Linked DNA regions of Homo sapiens: regions 1 and 2 are each linked to region 3. The links are chromatin loops, found by intact Hi-C in ENCODE. Cell type or tissue: mammary epithelial cell. All regions are shown on one strand. Region 1 overlaps MYT1L (myelin transcription factor 1 like). Region 2 holds the start of LOC124907724 (a long non-coding RNA gene). Region 3 overlaps PXDN (peroxidasin).

Evidence for each region. Peaks named below come from ENCODE experiments on the same cell type or tissue, not always from the same donor. Only the 100,000 strongest peaks of a DNase experiment are listed, where the experiment ranks them.
Region 1: a loop joins it to region 3, with 10 times the contacts of the local background. A loop is called at or near these places in 12 of 110 quality-filtered maps.
Region 2: it touches region 3 in a loop (5-fold over the local background); 27 of 110 quality-filtered maps call a loop at or near these places.

What each region holds. Positions count from the first base shown.
Region 1 is chr2:1,816,493-1,818,992 of GRCh38, forward strand. All of the region lies in intron 21 of MYT1L (myelin transcription factor 1 like), which reads right to left. Among named protein-coding and RNA genes, the nearest start is that of PXDN, 73 kb to the left of the region's middle. RefSeq lists an enhancer at 1-754. In mammary epithelial cell, a CTCF peak has its summit at 1,197 (motif pointing left); a DNase peak (open chromatin) is centred at 1,109.
Region 2 is chr2:1,749,702-1,752,201 of GRCh38, forward strand. LOC124907724 (a long non-coding RNA gene) reads left to right here and starts at 1,026. Exons shown (of 2, transcript XR_007086189.1): 1 at 1,026-1,773. RefSeq lists an enhancer at 1,579-2,079. In mammary epithelial cell, a CTCF peak has its summit at 1,288 (motif pointing left); a DNase peak (open chromatin) is centred at 1,300.
Region 3 is chr2:1,674,602-1,677,101 of GRCh38, forward strand. PXDN (peroxidasin) reads right to left here. Exons shown (of 23, transcript NM_012293.3): 8 at 2,326-2,443. Among named protein-coding and RNA genes, the nearest start is that of LALTOP, 50 kb to the left of the region's middle. In mammary epithelial cell, a CTCF peak has its summit at 1,314 (motif pointing right); a DNase peak (open chromatin) is centred at 1,220; H3K27ac peaks cover 2,178 bases.

The DNA of each region.
Region 1 (2,500 bases), 140 kb after region 3:
TCCTGTTTTAGATCCAGCAGAGAAACCAGCCTAACGGGGAGGAGGTGCTGCGTGAGGAGCCAAGGACATTCCCAGCAAATACTTTCACAGCTTAAAAGCCACAGCCAAAAGCAGCTGCTGAGGCTACGCCAAGACGAAGGCGCATAAAATGAGGATGGACATGGTGCACGTTGGCTGCTTTGACTTGACTTCAGGGAAACCCCGTCACCCATGTTCTCTCGCTTCAGGCGCTTCTTTCAAGGCCACTGAGTGAGCGCACAGTGACAGCTGTGGCCCCCCAGGGGGTGGCCCTGTCCCGTTCCTATGCCCCAGTGTATGCACAGGGCCTCACTGCCCGGCTGGGGGCCTGGGGCCTGCATTGTAGGGTGAGAGGTAGACGAGAGGACCCCGGGGTCCTGCCAGTTGGTTCCGTCCCAGGGTGGACCCCTGTTGTCGGCAGCACCCAGGGGTCCCTGCAGACGCCGTGCTCCAGAGGGGCTGCACACGGCCACCTTGTCCTCAGCTCCCCATGGGTGCCTCAGCTCCTGAAATCATGCAGTGTGGTCAGAAGGTGGCTCCTGCTGGGAGGTGGGCACTGGGGTACTTGTCCACTCTTATGTCAAAAAGGCCCATTTTCTCATGACTTGATTACAAAGTTCCTTATTAAGTGTATTTAGTCATATCTATTAGGGATCTCCCCATCCTGGCTTCTCCTACCTTGAAAATAAAGGAACAGAACTAAGTTATGTGCGGTTAATTAAGTGCATGGGAGAGAACCACCCAGAGGACCGACGGCTCCAGGAAGCAGAGGCCACCGGTGCAGGGAGGCAAGTCCCCCATGGGTGGGGGGATAGGGGCGCCACACGGCCGGAAACTGCAGAGTCCACATTCCTGGACCCACACTGCGGTTCAGCACCGGCTTTGCCCACAGTCTCACGCTGCTTCTCTTCACTCTCAGTTAATAAAACTGCCTGCTGGGAATGACAAATAATGGTGTTATTTAAGGAGCAGGAGCCTTCAGCAAGAGTTTGGGAAACTAAATTAGGAAACAAAGACGGGCCTGAAGAATGATGCATTCTGTCCAAACGCGGCTGTGTCGGTGCTGCCAATTCCAATCCGGTGACTGCACTGCCAGCTCAGGTCCAATTTGGAAGAGAACCCTGGGAGCAGGCCCAGCGCGGCCCTGGGGGGTGGTGGCGGCCCTGGTGCGGTGACAGTGCCATCTAGCGGTGGCCTGGGGGCGGTGCTGGTCCCGGGCTCTCGGGAAAGTCCACACACCTGGCTCAGCCAAGGAGGTCAGCCCACGGCTGGTCCCGGGTGTAAATTATAAAGAGGGTGCTTACTATTTTACTCACACGTTAGTTCTGAACCTGAGACCCAGCGGCCTGTTACAGAAACGCTTCTCCAATTAAAGTCAAGTGCTGCTGAGTGTAGGTTTGGAAGTCACCAAGTTTCAGTGCGGGGAGGTTCCGGGCAGCAAGTAGTTAGGCGGCTGCTCCACCCGCTTGCCCCAGGCCCCAGACGTCTGGCACCAGGCGTCAGCACCAGGGATTCCAGATGAAGGTTCCAGCGAAAGCTTTAGAAGGGCTTCAAACCGAGCTCCGGGAGGCCCTGACATTTTTTATCAGGACATCAGCTAGAAGGGCCTTTTCCTGGAGAACATTACAGTTGGAAATAACTAAATAAGTGAAACTTTCGAAGGGGGATATGGTTAACAAGACACACAGATTGGGAAGAAAAATAAGTAATTTGAGAGGAGGTGGGAGTGTGTGTAGAAGCTTTGTTGCAGCTGGAAGGTGCTAGGATGAGAACTCACGACAAAGAGCTGCGGGTGGGAAGAGCCCAGCCAGGTGCTGTCTGCGATTCAGTATCCTCTGAACATCAGCTCCACACAGCCAGGGGCAAACAGTTTCCTTCACAGTGAGTTTCACTCTAATAACATTTTATTTATTTTACTATTCCCTATTCCACTGCTACTATTTTAATACTCTAACTATATAATATGTAATTTATATGAGACACAATACACTCCAGGTGTACACTGTTACTGTGTATTTTAATCCTATTCTTGTCACTGATTGACTCATGATGACGGAGCATCTCCTCAATAAGCAAACAGGGATTTGGTGCAGCAGCCACAGCCTGTCCTGCATTTGCCCCGGTCGCCACGAGAGCAGCTCTCCTGTGGTTCGCTTCCCGGACTCTGGCCCCAGCATATGTGAGGAAGGGCAGGAGGGTGTTCTTGGAGCCACGTGACATTTCTGCCTCTGACTGTGTATCAGATCTGCTTCCATCTCAGTGGGAAGCAATGGCATCGTGGTCCCTTCTCAAGCCAAGATCCAGAATTTGGAGGTTTTTCCCCTAAAAATATTCTGTGCCAAACAGGGTGCTCTCAAACCATGGAGAGAGGGAAGCGTTTCTAGAACAGTGACCTCTGTGGCAGGTGGACGCCTCGGCCACAGCCACACAGGCAGGTGGTGCAGAAAGTGCAGCTGTGGGTGGCCGTGTGACCACCCAGATG
Region 2 (2,500 bases), 75 kb after region 3:
TGCCCTGACATTCGCTGGGGTGGGTGACAAAGACTAGAAACATCTGGAAAAGACCTCTGCATTCTCTGCTTTAAGTTTGCTCAAGTTTAGAAATCATCAGAAACATCATAATAATGATTATGAGGTCATTTCAGCATCTCAACAGAACTCCAGGGGAAGTGCTGGGTATGGACATTCCATCGTGAGGAGGGGCCCTGTGACTGCAGATACTCAATGCCTTCCAAGTGCGCTGGTGCCACCTTCAAGTGACACTTCTCAGAGTGTCACCCAGTGGCCCAGAGGCTCCCTAGTGTGTAGTCCACCCTCGCTCAGACACGGCGGCCTGTACCTGACATCCACACTCCCCACCTGCTGCCACCCACAGGAGCATTTCAGGGCATCACGAATTGGTGGCTTTTCTTTCCAGTTCAACAGGCATCTCCCAAGTCACCTGTGGTGATTGCTTTTATATGTCCACGTGGCCACACTCATCTAGACATTGCTCTGAAGGTATTGCGGTTGTGGTTAATCTCTATCATCAGTTGACCTTAGGTGGAGGAGGTGACCTTTGATGATGTGAGTGAGCCCTGTCTAAGCAGGTGGAGGCATTGAGAGCAAAACCTGAGGTTTCCCAGAAAAGGAGAAATTTTGCCTCAAGGCTGCAGCTTCAGCTCCTGATTTCAGACCTGCTGGCCCCACAATCACTTGAGCCGATTTAAAAAATCTATCCATCAATCAATGTATCCATCCACCCATCAACTCACCTATTCATACATGTACTCATCCTTGCATCCATTCATCCCTCCCTCCTTCTTTCCCTCCTTCGTTCATTCTTCTCCTCCCCCCTCCCTCCCTCCCTCCCTCCCCCCCTCCCTCCCCCCCTCCCTCCCTCCCTCCCTCCCCCCTCCCTCCCTCCCTCCCTCCCTCCCCCCTCCCTCCCTCCCTCCCTCCCTCCCTCCCCCCTCCCTCCCTCCCTCCCCCCCCTCCCTCCCTCCCCCCCCTCCCCCCCTCCCTCCCTCCCTCCCTTCTCTTCTTTCCTCCTTCTTCCCCCAATCCCTTCCCTCCTTCCCTCCCTTCTCCCCATCCCCATCCACGGATCCATCCTATGGACCCCATCCTATGTGTCCCTGAAGACCCCCGAGTGGCATAGCATTCGTTTGCATGTGTGTGGCATTGGCAGGGGAGTCTGGGCAGGGGGTGGTCAGTGCAATGACTTGGGCCTGAAAGAATGAGGTTTTGGTGGTGAGCTCTTCCCCTGTGGAGCTGAATGTGCAGCCGTGTGTTTTGTTCACGGCTTCCTGCGTCTGCCCTCTAGAGGCCCACAGAAGCCTCGCACCTCCCCAGCCCGGCGTCTGCGGGTGAATTGTCTGAGCAGGAGCACAACAGCTTAAGCTTCATGTTCTCCGGGCCCAGGTGAAATACTCTCACCCCCTCTGATGGCCACTTTCCAATCCTGTTATCCGCCCCCAGTCTTGTGATCTGTCCCACAGCAAACACTCCTTCCAGGTGTGAGTTGTGCCAAGGAACACTGTTTCGTTGTCACACATAGTACTTAGACGCAGTGAGTGAAGAGACACTTGGTCCCGGGCCCCCTTCTCTGCACACACTGCCCTGTGTGCTACAGCATGCCAGGCAGGGTGCCAGGACAGCAGGCCCGTGAAGACCATGGCGGCGGCTGTCTGAAGACCAGCTCACAGCAGGAGCTGCGCTGAGATCTTCTCCTGGGTGCTCATGCTGGGGCCCGAGGTCGTATGGAAAAGGCTTGTCCCCCTTGCTGGATGTCACAAGGCTCAGGTGAGTGGGTCAGAGCCATGTTCCCAGTGAGTTCCCGGTCAGTGTCAGCTCAACCACAGCAAAGGACAGCCGGGCAGGGCACCAGGCTCCTGGCAGACCCACGGTGAGAGGCAGCTGCAGGCTCAGAACACAATTTACTGTGTTCAGTTCAGCCACAGAAAGATGAGATTCTAGAATTTAAATGCTAAGCATGGAGAGTCACCACTTCTCTGTCCAAAGGTCCCTCCATCCGCCAGAGCACCGGGTCAGGCACCCGGGACATGCCCAGGAGTGGAGAGAAGAGGGGTCCTGAGGGTCCTCACCTTGTGAGAGTCACATCTTCACTGCTCCTCCCCCATGGGATCTTTATGTAAATTAAGCCGCACACTTAGATTCCACATTTTTCTCAGATAGGCGCCAACAGGGGCTTTCTGCATGCCTAGGTGATGAAGTCAGAGGGTGGAAGGCTCATGTCTGGGAGAGGGGTCCCGCTAATAACCCCCTCCCCAACAGGGGTCCTGGGTGTAGACAGAGGCCTCCCCAGCCCAGGCCCTTGGCACGCTGTGTGCGGAGGTGGGCGACCCTCTGTCCACCCTCGGGGAGAGGGTCTGCTTCCTGCCTTCCATGAGCCGCGCTGGGGCTAGCCAAGGCCTCTGCAGGAGGGGGAAGCACCGAGAGGGTTTCAGGGTTACAGTGGAGGGAGTTTAATTGGGCGACTGAGAGGTGAGGCAGTTAGGGAAGCAACCAA
Region 3 (2,500 bases):
GCCTCTCACCCTCACCCCACCTGTAACTTCACTTTAGTTCCCTTTATGCAGAAGCAGGTGAAGAGGAGAGAGGTGACATTGGATGCCACTGAGATCCCAGTCTATGGCAAGTGTGAGGACAGAGTAAGAACAGCCAGGCACGGAGCCCTCTGAGAATGCAGACGGGCCTACAGAGAACTCCTACTTGCAGATCACCAAGACAGACAAGACCTCTGTGAAACAGAAACCCACTTCCTCAGTGCACGAGATTCATCACCTTCCACGCGAGTTTCCTAAGGAGCCTGTGCAGCCTGGACCAAGCTGGGTCGCTCATGCAGGAGGAGCAGCACCAGCACTGTGCAAAAGCACTTCCCCATGACCGCCCTCAGAAACCTGCCAGCGCGCAGCCAAACCGTCGGGAACACTCGAAAGACCAACGCCCACCTTCTCCCAAATCTTCCTCATGCTCTCCTCGCCTGGCACCAATCCCCCAACTTGCAATCTGTCCTTACCCACAGGGATTGCTGGATGGAAGCAATGTCAGCTTAGGCCCCATAAACAAGACTCTCTCTGATGTGGCCCAATCCCCCCCACCAGAAACACGGCGAGCCAGCAGGTGAGGGTGGCCTGCAGGTGACTCTGGATGTTAGGTAAGGCCAGCCGGCAGGTGAGACTCGAGCTGGTGGAGGGCAGAGCCCAGCACAGGTCACCAGGCCTCAGGGCTTTGGCTCTAGCTCTGCCATATTTAGCTGTGAGATTTCAACTGCGGGCATCAATTTTTTCGTATATAAAATGTAGGTGTGATGGACTGGGGCCAAATTTATGCTTCCCTGACTTTTAAATGCACACAACATAATACTGCAGAATTCCTCCAGTGTTCTCTGGATTTTAAATCTCATCAACTTGGGAGCCATCCAAGACAAAAGCTGTGAAGAGAGTGACTGCACCTTACAGGCTCCTTGTCCGGCACTGCAGCCAAGGTCAATATGACTTTTCAGTCATGAGGATAACAAAATCTAGAGCTGGAACAAACCTCCCATGTCCTCTTCAGCATGAACACATCTTCCCATTCTGTTCCTGACCACTGGGGATGGCCAGCTCCCTGCTCCTGTCCATCTCTTCTATAAACACCACCTTGCCCGAGAGCCAAGCCCAGCCCGGTTTGCCTCTGGAGTCTGGAACAATGACTCAGTTTGTGCCTCATCACAGTTTGAGCCCGAGTATCAAACAATGACTCAGTTTGAGCCCGAGTATCACAGGGCTCACATCTCAGACGCATCCCTCTTGCTGCCTCATGACTAAACATGGCCAGAGAGGAGCAGCGCAGGAGTGCTGGGGCTGGGCCGGCAGGAGGAGCTCCTTCAGAAGCTGTCCTCACGCAGGCAGATGGGAGAAGGTAGGACATGGTGGCTTTACTTCAGGATTTTCTTTTAAGGATTCCTTTCAAAAGGTCACTTTGAAAGTGCTCCACTCCAACTTAGGACCCTCAGTGATTTGGCCCCAGGTGCCTTCCGGCAATCTGACCTCATTCCCACCTAGGCCTCTCTGCCCCTGCACCCAGGTCCTGCCCCACCCACCCCCCTTGCACGCCTTTCACCTCCTCCCATCTCTTCCCCCTAGACTCCATCACTCCTTAACCAACACAGCCCCAGCTCACAAACCCCAGCAGCGCAGGGGTGCTCCCCACACCTGGCTCACAGGTGGGGCTCGCTGCCAGGACGCATGTAATGGTCAGCGGTAGGACTTCCCTCCGTCACCCTGACAGCCGCAGCCAGGGCCGTCTTAGCCTTAACAGGTCCACAGCATGTTTGTGGACACAAGAGAAGACTTCCTTTGTTTGGGAGACAAGTTAGATCCACACGGGAGCTGAGCGAACCTGTGTCAGCAGCTGCATGGCGCTCCAGGCTCCTGAGGACGCCGTCCCAGCAGAGGTCAGGGCCCCTCCCGCACCCACTCAGGTTGGTCACAATGCCCCAGGTCAAGGCTGCCAACAACAGTGACCAGAGCAAACAGGCTGCTGCCAGACGTCAGCAGGCAGGGAGAGAACAACCAGCATGCTCTCCCTCCCTCCCACCGGGAAGGGCCGCAGTGACGCGTTGCCCAGCCAGGGCACCCCTGTGCTGCCCAGGAGAGAGTGGGGAAGGGGCCCCAGCCTGGCAGAAACGTCGTCACACCCCCTGCCATGTAAGACCGGAAAAGGAGCAGAAATAGTTTCTCCTTTGTACTTTTCCCTACGTGGAGGAGGAAAAGTGGACGTGGGCCTTGGTGGGGAGTGAGGTGTGGTTTGGGTGTCTGAGTGTAACTCCGAGAGATGCACAGGGGCATTTCTGTTTGGCCCCAACTCACTTGTTTCGCAGCCAGATGATCTCAGGCTTGGGGTTGCCTTCGGCTCTGCAGGTGAAGTACACGGTGTTCCCCGAGGTCACATCTGCGTCCTGGGGCTCGGAGGTGATCCGGGGCCTTTCTGTGCCCAACCAGAAAATGGAAACCTTTTTAGTCTAAACCATGACATGAAAATAAA